2 separate regions of the Homo sapiens genome follow, and region 2 is linked to region 1. A link is an interaction called in ENCODE POLR2A ChIA-PET data of the cell type or tissue named here. Cell type or tissue: OCI-LY7. All regions are shown on one strand. Each heading gives the region's core, and the rest is flanking DNA. Links, peaks and the distances in the headings are about the cores only.

Evidence for each region. ChIA-PET counts read pairs that join two places held together with the same protein. Peaks named below come from ENCODE experiments on the same cell type or tissue, not always from the same donor. Only the 100,000 strongest peaks of a DNase experiment are listed, where the experiment ranks them.
Region 2: POLR2A ChIA-PET joins it to region 1 with 8 read pairs; 1 of 35 experiments calls an interaction of 5 or more read pairs at or near these places.

What each region holds. Positions count from the first base shown.
Region 1 is chr3:69,090,060-69,095,438 of GRCh38, forward strand. The region is part of intron 1 of ARL6IP5 (ARF like GTPase 6 interacting protein 5); the gene reads left to right. Among named protein-coding and RNA genes, the nearest start is that of ARL6IP5, 7.8 kb to the left of the region's middle. In OCI-LY7, for the core only: no CTCF peak of the experiment used is centred there; a DNase peak (open chromatin) is centred at 2,062; H3K4me3 peaks cover 1,264 bases; H3K27ac peaks cover 1,510 bases.
Region 2 is chr3:70,019,137-70,024,515 of GRCh38, forward strand. All of the region lies in intron 3 of SAMMSON (survival associated mitochondrial melanoma specific oncogenic non-coding RNA), which reads left to right. Among named protein-coding and RNA genes, the nearest start is that of SAMMSON, 22 kb to the left of the region's middle. In OCI-LY7, for the core only: no CTCF peak of the experiment used is centred there; a DNase peak (open chromatin) is centred at 2,305; H3K4me3 peaks cover 268 bases; H3K27ac peaks cover 1,071 bases.

The DNA of each region.
Region 1 (5,379 bases), core at 136-5,135:
AGGCCTGTGGCTCCCAGCATCTGGTATTATGAAATGTTCGTATTGTTTGTACCTTTAAATGCTGTAAAGATGAAGAACCAAGTTTCCAGTTGGTAGAGGAAAAAAAGCGTAAGGCAACCCTGGGAGGCTCTGGATCAGAATCTATTGAAATGATTGCAGATAGAATGAGTTGCAGTCTGTTTATACTAAAGCAAGTGGAAATGTTTTTGAGATTAGTCAGCTTCAACACCAGTTCTACAACATTACTCTTATTTGTGTTGCTTCATTCATTCAATTAACAAAGAGTATGAAGCACTTACCAACTTCTCAGACACTGCTAGGAGATAGTGAAGAATAGGACAGCTGTGATTCCTGCCTTCACGGAAAGGCAGCAAGACCACACTGAACACATGATAACTAATTTGTATACAAGTATAGCAAGTGTACAGAAATACACACCTACATAAACACATCCTTCTCAACCTGACTTACCTGATCTCCCCTGTACATTATTACTCCAAATTCCAAATCTCTCAGGTGTTGGGAATAGGGGAGGCATTGAGTATGTAGACAGGAAAAAGGTTTTTTTAAATTTTACTATCCTAACCCACAGCTCAGATCCTTCTATTCCATTGAACAAATACTGAGCACCTACCATGTGGTAGACACTGTCTAGGCCCTGAGGATACAGTCAGGAGTACAACTCCACCAGCCTTCCCAAATCCTCCCAGAATTCTCCTGCCCTTCGATGCCCATTTATTTGCATTTGAGGCTGGCACCTGTCTTCCTCTGATGGCTTATGTGTTTCTTCTGAATACAGAACTTTAAGAGGTCTGTCAACACACAGTAACATTTTAATCTCAAAATCTTTATCTAGGCTGGACATGATGGCTCACGCCTGTGATCCCAGCCCTTTGGGAGGCCGAGGCGGGTAGATCACCTAAGCTCAGGAGTTTAAGACCAGCCCGGGCAACATGGCGAAACCCCATCTCTACCAAAAATAGAAAAAATTAGCCTGGCGTGGTGGCATGCATCTGTGGTCCCAGCTACTTGGGAGGCTGAGGTGGGAGGATCTTTTGAGCGTGGGAGGCGGAGGTTGCAATGAGCCAAGAACGCACGCCACTGCACTACAGCCTGGGTAACAGAGTGAGACGCCGTGTAAAAAATAAATAAGTAAATATAAATCTTTAATAAGGATTGCTTTTCATTAAATAACCTCTGACAGTGTATGTGTGTATATGTGTGTGTATATACATACATATATATATATTTTGAGACAGGGTTTCACTCTATTGCCCAGGCTGGAGTATGGTGGCGCAGTCATGGCTCACTACAGCCTCTACCTCCCTGGGCTCAGGTGATCCTCCTGCCTCAGCATCTTAAGTAGCTGGGACTATAGGCATGTGCCACCAGCCTGGCTAATTGTTGTATTTTTTTTTGTAGAGAAGGGTTTTTGCCATGTTGCCCAGGCTGGTTTCGAACTCCTGGGCTCAAGCAATCCTCCTGCCTTGGTCTCCGAAAGTGCTGGGATGACAGGCGAGAGGTATGGCTGGCACACCTTTGATACTATTTATGTAACTTTGTTTATCTGAACTTCTCTCCCCTCTCCGTCCAGCTTTTTTTTTTTTTTTTTTTTCAATGTTGCCTGCTACTTTTGGCCTTTGGTTGGTAGTTTCTGTTTCCTTTCCCTAGGTAAGGATTTACAATGATTCTAGGTAAGTGTGCAAATAAATGAGTGTATTTTGGATTCCTGGCCCCCTGTCTTAGAAAGGAGAAGCTCTCCATCAGCTTAGGGACAGAGAGCTCTGTACAGGAAATCCAGTTCAAAAAGGTCAAGACCCATTCTTGACCTACCCACTTAATATCTAATTAAGCATCAATATTGGAAATTTTGTATTTTTTATTTTTTGGACAAATGAATTCTATCCTTATCACTCAGCTTCAGAAAACTTAACCCTTAATACCATCCTCTGTCTCTTGAAATGAGCGTGGCTTCCTGTTTCTGAGAATGCCTTCACCCTTAATACCATCCTCTGTCTCTTGAAATGAGCGTGGCTTCCTGTTTCTGAGAATGCCTTCAAGCCCTGTAATTTTAGGCAAAACCTTCAGGCTAACAACTTCAGGTTTGCAAGCATTCATCATTGATATATGATAGGATTTCCTGGCCTTCCTTCTCGTTATGCAATTTGCTAAAGGAGACACCTGGAAGGCAGAAAGCCCTGCTTCTTCTAATCTGCTTCATATCTCATTGGTGCAGCTTCTCCTTGTCTCAGAGGAAAAAGAATGCAGAAATTGGGGGTTAGTGAGGGGTAAATAGACAGGAAACTTGTGAGAAGGAAGTCTGTGTTACCAAGCTCGTTAGCATTTGTCCAGCCCCTGTCTTCTCTCCACAGCTCTGTAAGAATTTGCCATGTGACAGTTCTCAGTAGCTTTTGTTTGTTTTGTTTTGTTAAGACAGAGTCTCTCTGCATCGCCCAAGCTGGATGCCATGGCAGGATCTTGGCTCACTACAACCTCTGCCTCCCAGGTTCAAGCGATTCTCCTGCCTTAGCCTCCAAGTAGCTGGGATTACAGGCACGCACAACTATGCCTGGCTAATTTTTGTATTTTTAAGTGATTACAGGCACACACAATTATGCCTGGCTAATTTTTGTATTTTTAAGTAGAGACGGGGTTTCACCATGTTGGCCAGGCTGGTGTCGAACTCCTAGCCTCAAGTTATCCCCCCACCTCAGCCTCCCAAAGTGCTGGGATTACAGGTGTGAGCCACTGTACCCAGCCTTTTTTTTTTTTTTTTAATTTTCTAAAATCATTCAAGAAGAACAGTTTGTAAACAAATATCTTTCCACTTCTGTTCCCCAAAAAGTATTGGTTGTTAAGAGTAACCATGGGTTGCTAATTGTGAAAGCAGTGATGAGCATACATGAAGATTCATTATACATTATTCTCTCTACCTATGTATATGTTAGTTTTCCATAATGAAAAGTTAAAAAGGGTTTTATGAAGTCTAATCAGAGCTTTGTACACAACTATTATTTGAAGCTCCGTCACTGTGGGAAGCGTCAGATTTATGGTTTCTAATCCGAGTCCAACCTGTTGTTTATTAAAAACAAAAGAAAATCTGGAGGTTCCTAAGGCATGTCTTAGTATGAACACTTTTAACATGCCAACTGTTAAAAAGACAATGGTTGGTTTGGATGCGAGTGTTTAATTTGTGCCAAATTACACAGGATACAGTAAATATTTAGGGAATGGCAAGAATACAATAAATCCTCTAGGCCTTCCTAATTCAGTTGGTTAGGAAAATCTCACTATGACCTTTCTGTAACAAAAGAGACAGGCTCCTGTTCAGTTTTACCTACTGTACAGTCTCCTTTATTCCATGATCCTTAGGCCAAGGAGACACTGTTCTCATTTACTCAAGACGAATTTGTGTCCAAAGCCCACATTTATGCCTATAGTCAAAAATAGCTCTCCACTTTGGGAGGCTGAGGCAGGCAGATCACTTGAGGTCAGGAGTTCGAGACCAGCCTGGCCAACATGGTGAAACATCGTCTCTACTAAAAATGTAAAAATTAGCTGGGTGTGGTGGCGCATGCTTTAATCCCAGCTACTGGAGAGGCTGAGGCAGGAGAATTGTTTGAACCAGGGAGTCAGAGGTTGCAGCGAGCCAAGATTGTGTCACTGCACTTCAGCCTGCCGACAGAGGGAGATTCTGTCTCAAAAAAAAAAAAAAAAGAAAAGAAAAGAAAAAAATTAAAAATTAGCCAGGCAAGCTGGCACTCACCTGTAGTCTGTAGTTTCAGCTACTCAGAAGGCTGAGGAAGGTCACTTGAGTGTGGGAGAAAGAGGCTGCAGTGAGCTATGACCATGCCATCATACTCCAGCTTGAGTGACAGAGGAAGAACCTTTCTTGAGGAAAGAAAAGAAAAGGCATATGGAGCTGTGCTCTGGTCAGAGAGACTGAGGAAAGGCTGGCTGAGCTGAGACTTGAAGGAGGGTGGAGTGAGGCCTGTGTGCAAAGTATCCTCTCTGCCTGATTCACCTCACCCTGAGATGGCAAAAGGCAAGGTGAGTTCTGGGGTAGATAGAAACCCTGAGTGGATGGGGGTGCAATCAGGAGATGGTGTGACAAACCTGGCAGGTAGGCCAGCTGCTAGCCCTGAGAGTTCCCTCATGCTAATTACTAAGGCACTTCTTCCTCTCCTAGCAGTTACAGCCAAAGCCAAATTTTGGCCTTGGCTTGTGGAGTGTGTGACCTGGATTCCAGGCCCCACTTACCCCCTCAGCCAGGCACCAACTCCACACCTATATACAGTGGCCCTGGCTGCAGAGGCAGGCAGGGGCCAGACCCTGCGAAGCCTTGTAGAATGTTTAAAGAATTCTGTTTTTAGTTTAAGAACAATGAAAAGAAAATGGTTGGGTGGGTTCATATTTGCAGTGATCCCTCTGGCTGATTAAGGACCACAGAGAAACATCGCCAATTTAGAGAAGTCCACCGTGAGTATATTGTTCCCCACTTTTTCGGTGAGTCAGCCTTCCTCAGAAACCACACTTCAAAAATAGCTTTTTCGGCTAGAAAATTGGAACTCAGTGCAAAGCTGCCTGTACTCCTCAGGAAATATTTTGCTGCCTCTTTGGTGGTTCTTTTTGGCCTTGCAGCCTGACAGGAGTCACCAAATGTGGCCTTGAGTTGATCCGAGGATTTCTGTTATGGCAAACTTTTATTGCCAACTTTGCAATTGGTGGCCTTGGACAAATTTATTAACTTGTATATTCTTTAGCTTGCTTACGTGTAAAATGAGGTGGGTTAGCAAGATCCTTCCTAGCTCTAAAATTTTGTGAGATTTTTTTTTCCCCTTTCAGTAACTTGTGGTAAAACTATAGACATAGCTACTGAATCACGTTGGGAAGTTTAGGACCTGTATCCACACCCACTAATAGCCACCTTGTTTCAGAGAGAAATGAGAGTGCAGAGGGATTTTCCAGGATGATCCTTGGTTATAGTAGGTTACTTAGAGTGTGGGGGAAATCCTTAAAGCCGGTTAACATGACAGAATGGGTTCTACTGTGAGTTGCTGCCACAACTGGCACCCTTGTTTTCTTGTTTCTCTCCTGGATCCCTTTGGATATGTTTCTTCTCTGGGCCTCAGTTTAGTTATCTGTATAATTGGACTAGACTGATTCATCTTTGAAGACTGCTACAAAATTTCTGTGATGGGATTCTAAACCTTTTTATAACCATAAATGACTGCTCTAGAATGTGTAACTATTATAGGGAAAGATTTATTAATTATTTATTGGAATTGGGTAATACATGTTCATATTTTAAATATATATAATTAAAATATATACAAACATATGTATTAATATATTTTTAATTTCACAATAGAAAAACAT
Region 2 (5,379 bases), core at 242-5,241, 930 kb after region 1:
TGTTAACTTTCTGTCTCGTTGATGTGTCTAATGTTGACAGTGGGGTGTTAAAGTCTCCCGTTATTATTGTGTGGGAGTCTAAGTCTGTTTCTAGATCTCTAAGGACTTGCTTTATGAATCTGGGTGCTCCTGTATTGGGTGCATTTATATTTAGGATAGTTAGCTCTTCATGTTGAATTGTTCCCTTTACCATTATGTAATGGCCTTCTTTGTCTCTTTTGAACTTTGTTGGTTTAAAGTCTGTTTTATCAGAGACTAGGATTGCAACCCCTGCCTTTTTTTGTTTTACATTTGCTTGGTAGATCTTCCTCCATCCCTTTATTTTGAGCCTATGTGTGTCTCTGCACTTGAGATGGGTCTCCTGAATACAGCGCACTGATGGGTCTTGACTCTTTATCCAATTGGCCAGTCTGTGTCTTTTAATTGGAGCATTTAGCCCATTTACAGTTACGGTTAATATTGTTATGTGTGAATTTGATCCTGTCATTATGATGTTAGCTGGTTATTCTGCTCGTCAGTTGATGCAGTTTCTTCCTAGCATCGACGGTCTTTACAATTTGGCATGTTTTTGCAGTGTCTGGTACCGGTTGTTCCTTTCCATGTTTGTGCTTCCTTCAGGAGCTCTTGTAGGGCTGACCTGGTGGTGACAAACAGAAGTGCTGTTCTTAGGAATTAATATTCCATATTAACACATTCAAGGGCCTGAGAAGTCTTGCAGTAAGGAACCCTGTTTGGCTTTGTTTGACAGCCTTTGTCACACTTATTGGCAACTTGGGTAACAACTATTAAAATTTGGTGGAATGTGAGTTCCCTGAATCCTCTCTGTGAAGAAATGCTTCTTCAAGTCCAGAATCCAGAAGCTCAGGAAATTCTTGCTTGGCTCTCTTTTCACAGGCAGAAACAATGCAAAGGCCTTAAAGGTAGAGTTAAAAATGCTCTTGTGCATCACAACCAGACAAATGATGGTGTTCCTGCAGCATATGAGGGACTGGGCCGAGCACCAGTTGCAATTATGTGATTAGCCAAATCCCCACGTCAATTTTGCAGAAAAGAGTACTAAATATGGATCTAAAAGTCATGTTTATTCCCTTTTATTCTTTCCTTTAGCCTTCTCTGTCTCCTCAATTCTTTATTTTTCCACAATCAAGAGCTAAGAGATTAATGCAGAAAGCAAAAATTCAACAGGAACATGGGTCTTCAGGCACCCTAGACGAAAGAGTACAATTTTTGACCTCTCCTAGGAAATGACCAAAGGAACTGAAATTATGCAAATGCTCTGGATTTGCACTGATTTTCTTCTATTAGTCTGCCCACCAATATGGAGACTGTGGCATCTGTGGTAGTGGCAGATGAATCAACAGAACCAGGCCTGGCTGCAGGCAAACTTGTCAAAGAGGTGGTGGTGTTTATTGCAGAGTCTTCCCATCCCTGTGCAGCTTGGGATGGCAGAGCCTGCAAACTCCTCATACTCCACAGCTTTCATCCACACATTTCTCTTCGCCTTCTAATCATCTGATTGAGCCTACTTGGATCTCATTCCTTTCCCATTAGCTAATGAGAATAGTAACAATAATAATTAATAATAATAATGATAATAGCAGTAGCAGCTACTGTTGATCGAGCGCCTTTTACAATTCAGGCATGATGCAAAGTAAGCCCTTTATGGACATCATTCCACGTCATCTTCCCAACAACTGTAGGAAACATGCATCCTTATATAAACATACCTTGTTATTTAGCAATGAAGGAATGAGATTTAGAATGTTTAAGCAAGTTTCTTAGTGCCAGAAAGTGAGAAAATGGCAGAACCAAGTTCTGAAAGTGTTGGTAATGGTGAATGAAATGAAATGTTTGTATTCTAGCAGAGGCCCTCTGGAGATTATGATGCCATAGCTTCAAGAACGGAGTTAAATGTTGGAATTTTATTTTCCATGGAAAGTGACTTTAGAGCATTTCCTCTTTTCACCACATTGGCTGTTCATGGAAAACATTCCCTGTGTGTGTGTACATTCAGGGTGGGGAGGTGGGAAGAGAAGGGAGGATGTGAGACGTGAGAAAACCTTTTCCAGTAACAGGCCACCAAAACACATTTCCTGTCATAATTAGTGTAATGAGTTCTCATTTTCAGTTAAAATATATTTTTTCATATTAGATTTTCTTTTATTTCAGTTTGATATGTTTACTTTTCAAGAAAGAAGCCAGTATATGGCCTCTTTTTCAGCCTTGTTAACCTTTTGCTGTTTTTATAACTGTTTACCTATTTTTAGACATTTTAGTCAATGAAAATGATGAAGTTCATCCACTTATAAAATAAAACATCTGTGGCAAAATGAGGAAGTGGCAAAATGCTAAAAGAGCAGTCAAGAAAAACATAGCTTGTTTAAATAATGCCAAATGTATTTCTACTAGGCCTGATTATATTTAGTTTTTTCACTTTTCAAAACCTCTCTTTGGTCTTCTGTAATTAATTGTCTTTAAGGATCCAAATCATTTTCAGTGGAACGGCTCAAAGATTTTCTCAGATTGTGGTGATATTAACAGGGAAAAAAACCCATCATCATTATATATTTTATTATTTTGGGATTGTTTTCAAGCCACCAGAGTAATTGGACTGTAGCCTGCTCCAATTAATAAGGTTTTTGAGTGCATTTGTACAAATCTGTTTTTTTGGAAGCAAAAATCTTGACTTAAAAAAACTAGCTTGCAGCTGAGACTTATTGCTATGCATAGATAAAACCTGAGGGCCATTTCTTTTTTAATAATTATTTTCAAAGAAACCTATGAAATCTTCATCAACATTTTTAAGAAGTAGTTCTTATCAAGGGGAAGAAAGACTTTGAGGTCTAAACCTGTTTAGGCACCAGAATGGAGGCGGTAGGTGACAGCGTTTCACATCACCTGCTGAGTATTAGTAGTGCTTGCTGGAAGGCAACATCTTAACGAGAAGGGCCTTTTGTTTTTTACCAATTTAAAGATTTTGTTCCTCCAATAATCTGTTGTCCTTGAGTTGGGGCTAGAATATACAGGGATTTCTACAAACCGATTCTGCCCAGTAATTCAGGGGATTCAAATGACAACGTGATATTCCAACTGGCCCCCCAAATGTACCTAATTTGATTTCATTAAGAAATTGTTGCCGGGTGGGGGGAGGGAGGAGGGATAGCATTAGGAGATATACCTAATGCTAAATGAGGAGTTAATGGGTGCAGTACACCAACATGGCACATGTATACATATGTAACAAACTTACACATTGTGCACATGTACCCTAAAACTTAAAGTATAATAACAAAAAAAAAAAAAAAAAAAAAAAAGAAATTGTATTGTGATACTGCCAGTAGGGAAGACAGACAACCAGTTATTTATGAGTCCTCGTGTTTTTTTGGTTCTTTTGGTCTTTCAGTTGGGAACATTTATGGAACTAATTTTATTTCGTATTGCAAAATCTATGTAGCACTCTGACTTGTATCATAAATTCCAAAGACAATTCTAATTGACTAGATGAAATAAAGTCCCTTTGGACTTAGCATCTTACCATTTCACCATGTCTTCTTGGGTTGTTTCTCAAGAATACCATTAAATAATTCACTGATTCTCATCAAGTTTGGTGCACAGCTAAAGGGCCTAAGCCCTTCTAAAAGATTCAAGTTTCATTTGGTTTGACTTTCTCATTTTGAAACAAAATATTAGCTGACACCATTTTCAAGTGGAATAGCTCTGCCATGTAAAAATTGTTTTTGTTATCATTTTATTCTGGGGATGAAGGAAAGATTGAGTGGATACATTTCTTGTGAAGAAAAAGTTGGGTTGGTATTTCATGTAATTGCCTTGAATTAAGACAATGGTTAGAAGAATTGGGTCCAATTTTCCTATTAATACAGTATTCCACTGGACACTAAAACATCGCTATGATCCGAATTGCAAAATCTCACCTCATCTCATAATCTCTGCTTTGATGTTGGCTTCTTAAAATTCATTTTAGTGAAAAGTGCAAATAATTTCCAGTCTCAAAGACTAGGAATCTTATATGTTTCTTTAGGCCAGGCACGGTGGCTCACGTCTGTAATCCCAGCACTTTGGGAGGCCGAGGCAGGCAGATTACGAGGTCAGGAGATCGAGACCATCCTGGCTAACAAAGCGAAACCCCGTCTCTAGTAAAAATACAAAAAAAAAAATTAGCCAGGCGTGGTGGCAGACGCCTTTAGTCTCAGCTACTTGGGAGGCTGAGGCAGGAGAATGGCGTGAATCCAGGAGGTGGAGCTTGCAGTGAGCTGAGATTGCTCCAGTGCACTCCAGCCTGGGTGACAGAGCAAGACTCTGTCTCAAAAAAAAAAAAAGTTTCTTTATTTCTTTATATTCTTTATTTATAATATGTTTCCTTTATTTCCTGTAGTCATGAATTTCTTACTGTGTAGCTATTACTCATGCCACTGTTCAAAATTAACATCTGGGAGGCAGTGTTCATAGTAAGTAAAAATGTGAATCTTAACTCTGCTGTAACTTCTCCTCCTACTTCTCCTTGATTCAGTAATTATCGGTGGCTCCCATTTGTCCACTATCAGAAATTTAGCTGCATTTGCTTGTTGTTTGAAGCAAGGTATGATCTCTATTTCGAGCTCTTGCCATGTCCATTTCTTTTGTCATGTGTATGTATTCCAATAAAACTTTATTTACAAAAATAGGCCTGGGCCAAATTTGGACTGCAAGCCATAGTTTGCCAACCTGTTATTGAGTCTTACAACCTACACCATGTCCATTTCTGTCTCTGTCCTTCTGTTCATATTGAGCTTTCCTCCCAGAATGCCCACAGTTTTTCCTTCTGCCTGTCTCCAGCTGACCTTATCAGGCTTGGTGCAGCTCTTCCTTCCTATTTTTTTCCTAATCATGGTTACCCAAACTGGTCTATCCCTAATTTCACATCTGCCTCAATCACTAGCAGGTCTACGCAATTCTGCCTGGGATTGCACTCTCATTATTCTGTCTGTCTCATTTCCTCAGTTAGATTGGCAGTTCTTTGACCCAAAGAACAATGTCTCACATTTCTTTTATATTCCTACAATGAGCGGTACAAGTCTAGACATATAGTGGAAATGGAACCATTGCATGCTTTTCACTGATATACGATGATAAAAGCTTAATAGTTTCCTATTATTTTTCATGATTTATCTTCTCTGTTTTTACAAATCCACTTCTTCTAGTTGTCACAAATTAAACATTAGGCAGACATATAATTTCTGATTGGAATAGAAACTAGTAGATGATATTAGACCAGCATTACCTCAAAAATAATAATAAAATTAGCTGATATTTGTCAACAACTCATCATATACCACCAAATGAAATGTAGGATTTGAGAAAACAAGCTGTTTGCCCAAAGAC